Regions from separate parts of the Homo sapiens genome. Here regions 1 and 2 are each linked to region 3. The links are chromatin contacts, found by Hi-C or POLR2A ChIA-PET in ENCODE. All regions are on one chromosome and are shown on one strand. The core of a region is the stretch at or near the end of the contact, and the rest is flanking DNA. Distances in the headings are between cores, read along the strand shown.

Region 1 (3,388 bases), core at 380-2,879, 350 kb after region 3:
CACATTGCCCCTAGGCCACTTGCCAGCCAAGGGACATGGCCACATTTTGTGTCTTCTGCACCTCAGCCTTGCTTTCAAGTGCAGGTGATGATGGCACCCACGCAGAACAAATGTTATTTGCTATCTTCGTCGAGTTTAGTCATCCAATTTTCCAACCCTCACTGGGCAAGGAAGAGTGTGGTTTCCACCAGAAGGCAGGATGTCAGCAGTCACAGGGGCAACCAACAGGGAAAGCCACTGGAAAATAGACCCCACAGGAAGCACAGGTGTCCAGTGGAGATGGGAACCCTGCAGATTTGACCGTCTTTAAGCAGATTAGAGAGATTACCATTACTAACAACTTAGCCATAAAAGTTTATTAGCTATTTTCAAAAAGCATAAAATTATGTAATATAATTTTTTTTTAATTTCCATCAATACAAAACTAATCTGGGCACTGCAACTTCTGGTGGGCAACTGGGATAGGCGGCATCATCAGGAAGGCGAGCCCTGCCGTGCCCCATGTGCCAGTGCCCCAGATGGCGGCAGCCTCCCCAGAAGCACCTTGTATCTCCCCTGCACAGGGCCAGGGTCCCAGCTTCCCATACACCTTCTCCTGCTTTTTCTTTTCTGTCCTTTCCTTTTTCAATAAACCACCTGCAAAAAGGAAAAACCATTCTGAGGACAAGAAACATGTCAATGGGAAATACACAGTTGCCAGAGGGTAAAAGGCCCTGTTCATTCTCATTGAAAAGCTCAGGTATTTCTGTTAAAGTCTCTCCTTTTACTTTAGGATGCTGACTCCTGCGTCCATCTCAACCTGGGCATCGTGCCACCACCTTCAAGAAGAGAAAAACTAAGTAGTGCTTTGCAAAGGGGCAGCAGCATTTCTCATTTCTGACCATGTCAGGCACACGGCCATGCAGATGAGCAGGTGGGGGACACAGGTGAGTCTCCAGACCTGCTCTCCTCCCACAGTACATTCTTGAGTCTTTTTAAACAGTTGTGAAAATGCCACAGATGCAAGCACCTGTGGGCCACTCCCATGGGGACCGTTGCACAAGGCAGTGCCACTCATTCTCAGAACCTCCTACCATGGGCTATGCTTAGTGACCCGAGGCCAAGCCAAGGAAGACGCCAGCCACAGGGTGCCATCCTCAGGGGCATGCTGCCAGCAGGGGCAAAGTTATCCCTAGCAACAAGATACAGAAAGAAAGAAAAAAGGAAGGAAATGTAGCCAATGGGCCGGTTCAGGTTCTTGACTTTGCCACACAAAAGAATTTGAGAGCAAGTCCAAAGTAAAAGTCAGCAAGAGAATTTATTGCAAAGTGAAAGTACACTCTGACAGCTGATCAGAGCAGCTGCTCAAAAGAGAGACAGTACCCTCCCCTCACGGGAGTCTTACATGATTATTCATGAATAGGTGGGAAGGGGTATTGTTTTAAGCATGTTCTGTGGTCTCTTGAACGTGCATGCACTGTGGTTGTACATATCAGCACACACATCTTACGTCTCATTAGCATCTTAACTTCCCTCTCAGAGTTGTGTTTGCTACTATTGTAATGAGCATAGGTCAGCCCAAGGACGCTATTCATGGGTTTCTGGGCTTCCTCAGATGTGGGGATGCCTCCCTTGGCTCTTCTACCTCTTTGCTGCAGGATGTTCTAACCACAAGCCCAGGATATGGTTTGCGCACTGTCGAACAGCTTGTTCTCTCCATCAACCTGACAAGTCTCTTGTTTCCTTTCAAGTGAGGCTGTGAACACCCTATCTCACTGACCTCAGAAGGACAGTACAGCAGTAGCCACCATGACCAAAAAGATGATTCCAGAAGTGCAGGACAACTCCCTACCCAGAGGCTGTGGCTGTGCAGTAACACACCAAGAGGGGAGTCCAGCTGGCTCTCAGGGTGCTCACTACCCTCATCTGGGGGCCTGGAGGACGTCAATTCCTGAGAACGCCACGTTCTAGTGAGTAGAATGAACTAAGAGATACACAGCAAAGCTCCACATACTTTTCCTTTTCTTTGTGCCCGCAGTGTTCTTCATCAGTGTGCTCTCGCTTTTCAGCTACTACTGTTGGCTGGCTGGAAAAAATAGAACAATAGTAAAAATTAGAGACCAGTCTTTGGTGATGAAGAGAAATATTGGCTACTTCCAGTATTTTCTAGCTTTGGTTATGGTTGCAGTTTTCCAGCTCACCTTGTGGGGATGAATTCAGAAAAAAGTTACAAATTGAAATGAACATGCCAGAAGTATTGGCTCAAATCAACGTTGTCCTATTAAGCCACTTAGTGAATCAAAAGACCGCTTGTTGGACTGTTAATCTCGGTGGCCAGAGAAAGGAGCTGAAGAAGGTGTTGCCAGATCAGGAACAAATAATTACAGCGGCAATAGAAAATGGAAGACCACTTGTTCATAACCATTTGAATAAGGGCAAGGTGTATGGAAACACATTATGAACTGATATTTTCAGTTTTGTTTGCAAGAAAATGATTAATAAGGTGAAATAATTGAAGTATCACGGAAGATACATTAAAAAAAAAAAAAAGCCTTTGTACAGTTTGCTGGAGCCACAGATGTCCTACTCCAGAGCAGAACAATGCCTGAATCTTCAGGGTCCATTTGTGCCGCATTCACTAGCAACCACAAATGTGACTTAATTTTACTTTGGAAATAATGCTTACCTATTGTGAGATGCTGTAATATGAACCATCATTACATGTTAACATGGCACATGGAATTTTGAGTGTCTAAGTTACATTTTTAGAGTTGTTTCTTAGTAGCCATGTGAGTTTCCACTCCAAAAACACAAGCTAAAAACTTGTTTTGAGTGAAGGACATCTAGGGCAAATGGTGGCTGAAAGTGAATGAGATCCCAATTACTCTTTCTTGTACTGTATAAGGAAAAGAAAATAAGTGCTTTTCTTGTTGGGTGTTTGCTAATTTATAATTACCGTTTTATGCTTTTCAACATTTTTAATAAAGTTTTTTATTGTTGGCTATAAACGTTTTAAAAGGATTCTCTTCCTCTAGAATCACTCTAAGTACCAAAATCTGTATTATTCTGGATTCAACAGAGAAACAGAACCAATAAGGGGTGTGTGTGTGTGTGTGTGTGTGTGTGTGTGTGTGTATGTGTGTGTTTTATTCGTGTTATGAAACTGACTCATGCAATTATTACGGTGGCAAGTGTGAAATCTGTAGGATACGCCAGCAGGCTGAAAATGCAGACAGAAGTTGATATGGTAGTCTTAAGACAGAATTTCTTCTTTTCTGGGAAACTGTAGTTTCTGCTCTTAAAGCCTTCTACTGATTGGATGAGGTCCATCTACATTATTGAGGGTAATTTCCTTTTCATAAAGTCAACTGATTGTAAATGTTAACCACATGTACTAAATATCTTCACA
Region 2 (3,299 bases), core at 575-3,074, 270 kb after region 3:
GGTACTGTCTTGGCTATAGAATCACCCTAGGCATTTTTTCATATTCCATTAACAACTTCCTTTTCTTTACTTTTATATTATAAATTACGGCATTATACTTTTAGCATAAAGTTCAAATAATGCTTCCTTTTGGCCTAAACACTTGGAGTTTATGAAAAAAATGGAGGGAGGGAGAAAGCTCTGAGGGAGGAAAGGAGGAAAGAAGGAAGGAAGGACAGAGAAAGACAAAATTTAAAATGTTCAAAAATAGGAGGAAAGAGTTGGAAACAGCAAGTATAGCTAATGTTATTAAAATGCAAGGGATTAAAAGATATGTAGATAATATCCATGGAATAATGGAAACTTAAGAAAGCCTTAATAGTTATCAAGTGCTGTGTCACAAACTACCTCAAAATTTAGTAGCTTAATAGAACAAATATCTGTTAACTCAAAGAGATACTACACACACAAGTAAAATAGATTCTGTGGGGGTGGCAGAAGTTGGATAAAGAGAAGGATTTTACAGGTTGGAATAAGAGTTATTGATATGCAGATGGAAATAATTTTTAGTCCAAGTCCTTCAAGGAGCAGATGCCAAGATGAGCTTAAAGTCTGCGACATCTTATAAGGGGACACACCCGTAAGGGAATATGGGAAGTGAGCCAGAAATCCCTGAGAAAAGGCGGCAGACCACGATGCAAGTGTGACCCCAAGTGCTGGACAGAAGGAGAGAAAGTTTGTTTGACGCATCCTAGAGCACAGGCAATCTAAGGAGAGTTGAGCAAGGCCGTGGAGGAGTCTTCCAGCTACAGTTAGCCATCAGAGGAGTCCCGTGTCTCCCAGGAATGGCTTGCCTTAATGCCTGCTGTGACCAGTCACTGGCTGGGAACAGCCCATGGGAAGCAGGGCTTTGCACCAATCCTGCTGAGGATGTCAGAGCACAGGAGCACAGCCTTGGGACATTACCTGTGAGTATCACTCAATCCTTCCTTCCTGAGGGTTCTGGGCTCTTGAATATGAAACCCTCTCAGGCTGGGTTGCTGGATGATTCTGCTCACACTTACAACAGGACAAGGGGAACCATAAGGTCTCCAAGTGGATCTCTTATTTCCACACACACATCTCCTGCCCTCCTTGTGTGATAGCAGCCCTGCCTCCTCCTCTTCTCACCTGCTTGTATCTGGACACATACTATTCAAACATCCCTGGGGGCAGCCATAATGTATATTTCCATGGACTCTCATTTAAATGTCTCCTTGCCAGGGTGCCCCCTTTGGGAAACCAGGACCTCCTCCCCTACAGAGCCCAGATATTGGAGATGAGAAGTGCAAAATCACCCTGAAGGTGAATATAAGGGTTTAGATATGGAGCCACACCTGCTTCTACTTCTTGGTTTTTGGACCCACGTATTCTTCCTTCTGTAAACACAGCACTATAGAGACATCTTTGATTCAATACATGCACCACATCCTGAAAGATGGCACCCATTCCTCAGAGGGTTTCATCCAAGCTGGCACTAAGTTGTGTCTGTAGAGACCTGTCCATGACTCTGTGTGGCTGGCAGCCCCTGGGAGGTGCAGGTGGTGATAAGACCAGGGGGTGCCATGGTCATGGACCACGCTTCATCCCCTTTCCTCTGAGGTGTGTCCCGCGGGCAGATAATGTACTGAAATTCTGAGCCAGTGGCTCAGGAATGCCAATAGTGATACTGGCTGAGGGTCTAAGAGTAGAGAGGAAAACCACACCACATCTAATAGGTGCCTATCCCTGTGAGGATGAACCTCCGCCCCCCGGGCCGCCTCCCACTTGAGCTGGGTGATCTGAGCCGCCGTGTCTGCGGCTGTCAAGGAGCACAGGTCCTCGTTCAGGACGATGTAATCCTTGCCATCGTAAGCAAGCTGGTGATACCCGCGGAGTAGGCGCCCGTCCGACCCCACGTCGCAGACAGACATCCTCTAGATGGGTGTGAGACCCTGGCCCCGCCCCCGCGGCCAGCCCCGCCCACCGAGCCCCGCCCTCGCCAGGACCAACCTGCGGGGATTTTGGCTGAAAATGAAACCGGGTAACGGCTCCTGGGCCTCTCCCGGGTCAAGGGTCTCCAGGTCCCGCTGCCTCGGCGTGGATCTCGGACCCAGAGACTCGGGGAGACCCGGGCGGTCCGTGGGGGATGTGGAGGGGTAGTGACCTGCGCCCCCGGCCGGTGTCACTCACAGGCCTCACTCTGGTTGTAGTAGCCGCTCAGGGTCCGCAGGTTCACTCGGTAAAACTGTGCTTTGGCCTTGGCGGTCCCTGTCTCCTCTTCCCAATATTCCGGCCCCTCCTGCTCCATCCACGGCGCCCGCGGCTCCATCCTGGGACTCGTGGCGTCGCTGTCGAGCCGCACGCACTGCGTGTCGTCCACGTCGCCCACGGAGAGGAAGCGGGGATCCGCGCGGCCGGGCCGGGACATGGTGGTGTGGAAATACCTCAAGGAGTGGAAGCCTGGGAGCAAGGAGGGGGCTGAGACCCTCCCGACCCTCCTCCCGGCACCGCAACCGGGTTCCTGCGCCCCCGCCGGGCAGGCCCCTAGCTACTCCCCACAGACGCCGTTTCCCTCCCGACCCCGCACTCACCTGCCCAGGTCTGGGTCAGGACCAGGGCCCCCGAGAGCAGCAGAAGCAGGGTTCGGGGCGCCATGACACCATCCTCGGCGACTGGGAAGAATCGGAGTCCCGGTGGGTGCGTGGGAACTTTAGAACCGGGACCGCGGCTACATTGATTGGCTTCTCTAGAAACCCGACACTCAATGGGAGTGAGAACTGGGGCAGCCCGGTGAGTACCCAGGAAGAAGGACCCGACACAGGTTGGGAGAGGGAGAAGAGAAACCCTGCAAAGATGGGGAATGCCCAGCGCTGGGCCTCCCCAATCCATACACCGCCTTTGGGGCCTGAGATCCTGAGAGCCACGCCTGAGGCCCTGGGACTTCGCCCTGACCCCGCTACTTCTGTGCCAAGCGCTCTGTCTCAATGTTTCCCTGAGTCTTGGCCCAGGAGCTGTCTGAGAAACCAGGGAGAAACCCTCGGAATGGGCCCCGTCCCTCTCTCTTCACTTTGCATCACGGAATCCCCGTCCCAGAACTGGACTCCCTGCCTCCTACTCCTTACCTGTCCCCGTGGACTCTTCTAGAAGAAAAATCACCCCAGGGAGCTTGTTGCCAGAGAGTGAGCTTGCCCTGGGAATGGAGGTGTAGAGACAGGGTTTTTTGTTGTTGTTGTTTGTTTGTTTTTTAAATCTGGAAAAGTTGTGCCTGAGTGCATGAGATAGAATAGAGACCAGTTTGC
Region 3 (3,253 bases), core at 474-2,973:
AGAAAGCTACCTTGACTGCGGTTGAAGACTGCAGTATAAGATGCTGACCACTAAACAATACCTGCTTCTTATGTTGTTTTTTTTTTCTTCATTTCCTTTTAAATATCCTAAAAGTAGGTCAGGCGGGGTGGCTCATGCCTGTAATCCCAGCACTTTGGGATGCTGAGGTGGGTGGATCACTTGAGCTCAGAAGTTCAAGACCAGCCTGGGAAACATAGAGAAACCCCATCTCTACTAAAAATACAAAAAAAAAAAAAAAAAAAAAAAAAAAAAGCCAGGCGTGGTGGCATGTGTCTGTGGTCCCAGCTACTTTGGAGGCTGAGGTGGGAGGATTACCTGAGCCCAGGAGGCGGAGGTTGCAGTGAGCCAAGATTGCCTCGCTGCACTCCAGGCTAGGTGACAGAGCGACACCCTGTCAAAAAAAAAAAAAAAAAAAAAAAAAAATCCTAAAAGGTTTATTTCACTGGTTATAAAAAGGTTTAAAAAAGTGTAACTTAAAAAAATAAAAAACAACTACAAATCTCCCTATTACCAGAACTGCACAGAAATAAGGGATGGGACCAAGGGAAACGGCCATTTCGTACAAAAAAATAAATCACTGGATTTGTTTAGTTAGCAAACAGACTGAGCAGAGGGAGGGGAAAGAATACTCACTTGCAGTTGGTACAGGTGTAGAAGACAGTTTGCCCTTCATCGGCTGAACGCATCTGTCTGGTGTGGTATGCCATTCCTTCATGACCACATCGAGGGCAGCGCCTGTCAACCTGGGAAGAAACTGGTGGGTTAGGGAGGCCTGGTCATATCCCCTTACTTCCCACAGGAATCAGGCGATCACGCCTCTCAAACGTCGATGGTTTACATCTCTTTTCCCTCTTGGAATTGGGCACAAAACTCTCCAGAGCTTTGCAATCACTCCTCCATTTCTTTCCTACCCACCTTATGGAGCCAGTTCTTGATCTCATTAGCTTACCACAGGTCCCTGGCACTCAGGCCCTTCCTCCACCGACATAGGCATGGCTGTCCCCAGTTGGTGGAACACAACCGAAGTCTTCACAACCTTCCCCTCAAAGTCTGCACAGGCAAGTAAGAACTGGTTATGGAGACAACCAGAGAGAGCTGACACCGGAAACCTCCCCTTTCCCCTGGCTGGTTAGGCCAGGAGGCCCTACATCCTTTCCCTCAGTTTTCATCGCTAGACCAAATGTACAACCGCCTGATGTCCTGCTCTAGGATCCCCTCCTCAACCCAACCGATCTTGAGTTCCCCAAGCTTCCGACCCTGCGCCCTCCGCCAGGACCCCTGCGTACAAGCCTCTCACCCCGAACGTTGATGTTGAAGCCACAGCGAATACAGGTGACCGTATCCTGAGCCCCGGGCAGAGGCAGGACCGAGCCGCAATCTGAACAGAAATCCAGGTCCGACTGAAAGCTGGAGCAAGTATTGGCGAGGTCCATGACAGACATGCGGTCGGGTCTGAGGAGGGAGTTGGAAGTTTATTAACAAAAGAGAGAAGAGTTCCTGTCCCAGAGGTCGTAACTATTCTGTCCCAGGACCTAGGAGTATATAACCCGAACCCTCCTGCCACGCACGCCTCCTGCCTCTGCGACCAAGGAGCCGAAACGCCCGGAATTCCCAGACAGCGTCGGGTACTAAAGGACTTGGAACCCTTTCCAGGGGCCGGTGAGAGGAGTTAACCAACTCCGTGGGCTAGAGCGCCAGCTCTGCGCCCGCGGCGGGGCAGCGAGATAGAGCCGGCTAGAGCGTCAGGCTTTCGCGTTGACGATTGGCTGTGACGTCATAATTAATTGCGAACCGTGTCTCGGGAGCGTTAGAGATGGAGACTAACGTCTTCCAAGGGAGATTGCGTCTCCACTTTCACCCTGGTACTGAGAGGTTGAGCACAAAATTGGTAACCAATGCTGCGCTTCCAGCAAATTTTCCCACCAGCACCCAATCCTGGGATATTTATTCTCTTTGTCTCACATCCTACAGGAACGCAGTCGCGGGGTATATCCCCCTGAAAACCGTACGTTGCCAAATAATGATTTCTTTGGATTAGAGAACTACAACTCCCCTGGGTCCTGAGCCGGTATTTCCCTTTTGCGGCTGCACCGTAGTTAAAAACAAAGCTAAGTGTTCTGGGACGTATAGTTCTAGCGTTCCTTGGGTCCCGCTGGCGAGCGTGGGCTTTCTGCAGCTCGCAACCGGCCTCGTGCTTTGCGGACGGTTCACTGCGCTTGGAAAGGGGTGAGTCGGCTTTTTGAGGGACAGCAAGTGGTGAGAGTGAAGGCCCGAGGAATGCTTAGTCCCACGGGACGAAAGGAAGCAGGGATGAAGTGGTACACTTGAGAAGGGGTTCAGGACTTTGGAGGTGGTGGAACAGAGGAGCTTGGGGCTTCCTCTCCTTCGACTCCTGCCAGATAAGTGAGGCTAGCAGTAGTCAAGAAAGCTCATTAAGTAGGATTTCATAAGACTTAGGTCGAGTTTGGCTTTTAGTTGTGCCTGCCGCCTATCGAACTCTTAATTCATTATGTCATCCGTTAAGTGGACAGCTGACATTTCCCTGATCTTTTATAAAACATGAGAATAAGTATCTTTGGGAAATCTTTCTATTTTCATTAATCTGTAACTTATATTCCAAGTAGAAACTTTCCCTGAAGGGGCAGCTTGTAGTTGTTTACTAGTTTCCTGCTAGCCCTCCCACCACCATCCACTCTGATAGCTGTGCTAAGTTCATTCATATAAAAGTTCTGGAGCCATCACTGTTTTCTCCTATGAAGGACACAAGCTGTAGTCTTTTCGCTGGGAGAGGCTCCCATCTGCCTTTCTCTGTAATAATGGAGAGAACGCCATAGTGAAAGGGTTAAAACTCAGCAAACTGCTGAAGAGTGACAAGCCCTATCATTTAACTGTGAAATTGCTTGTTATTCTGTCTTACAAAGGGAGACGTGTTGTTGAGCTGATTGTCGTAGACAGTTTTTATTCTCACTTATCTGTGTGTCTCCTTTGAAAATGGAACTTGAAATTCTACCCTCCTCAGTTTTCTGTTTTTAATTTGAAAAACAGCCAACATCCCCTGTGAATTGCAGTAAAGGAACAAAGCATTAAAAGGCATATCCTTTTCCCAACAAAAGCTCACAGTCTAATCAGTAAAGATTTATTGAGCAACTATGCCAGGTTTTGAGCTGAGGCTGAGCCTGCAAAGTTGAAATCTGTGTTCTCTGACCTCAAGGAACATGAATGAATAATTAGA

The links. Hi-C counts contacts between places; a loop is a spot of excess contacts on that map. ChIA-PET counts read pairs that join two places held with the same protein, here RNA polymerase II (POLR2A). Pooled maps may share reads with other maps.
Region 1: a loop to region 3 is called in a pooled map, with 2.8 times the contacts of the local background. The contact joins the enhancer-like site here to the promoter of POLR1H in region 3. A Hi-C loop is called at or near these places in 8 of 50 pooled maps. POLR2A ChIA-PET finds 5 or more read pairs at or near these places in 3 of 52 experiments (CD8-positive, alpha-beta T cell, MCF 10A and activated naive CD8-positive, alpha-beta T cell).
Region 2: a pooled map shows a loop between it and region 3 (5-fold over the local background). The contact joins the promoter of HCG4 here to the promoter of POLR1H in region 3. A Hi-C loop is called at or near these places in 1 of 168 maps with a recorded cell type or tissue (CD8-positive, alpha-beta T cell) and 6 of 50 pooled maps. POLR2A ChIA-PET finds 5 or more read pairs at or near these places in 2 of 52 experiments (MCF 10A and OCI-LY7).

What each region holds. Positions count from the first base shown.
Region 1 is chr6:29,707,117-29,710,504 of GRCh38, reverse strand. It overlaps the pseudogene ZDHHC20P1. Among named protein-coding and RNA genes, the nearest start is that of HLA-F, 15 kb to the left of the region's middle. Within about 2 kb of position 1,629, at least 3 of the 41 ENCODE cell types and tissues checked have a DNase peak (open chromatin) inside an H3K27ac peak, as active enhancers do; they include CD8-positive, alpha-beta T cell, where a contact is called at or near this core.
Region 2 is chr6:29,791,598-29,794,896 of GRCh38, reverse strand. HCG4 (HLA complex group 4) reads left to right here and starts at 1,824. Exons shown (of 1, transcript NR_002139.2): 1 at 1,824-3,299. It also overlaps the pseudogene HLA-V.
Region 3 is chr6:30,059,735-30,062,987 of GRCh38, reverse strand. POLR1H (RNA polymerase I subunit H) reads right to left here and starts at 1,723. Exons shown (of 4, transcript NM_170783.4): 1 at 1,319-1,723; 2 at 971-1,071; 3 at 655-764. The coding sequence starts at 1,463. It also overlaps the pseudogene POLR1HASP and a transcript of PPP1R11 not described here. RefSeq lists enhancers at 964-1,829, 1,830-2,696.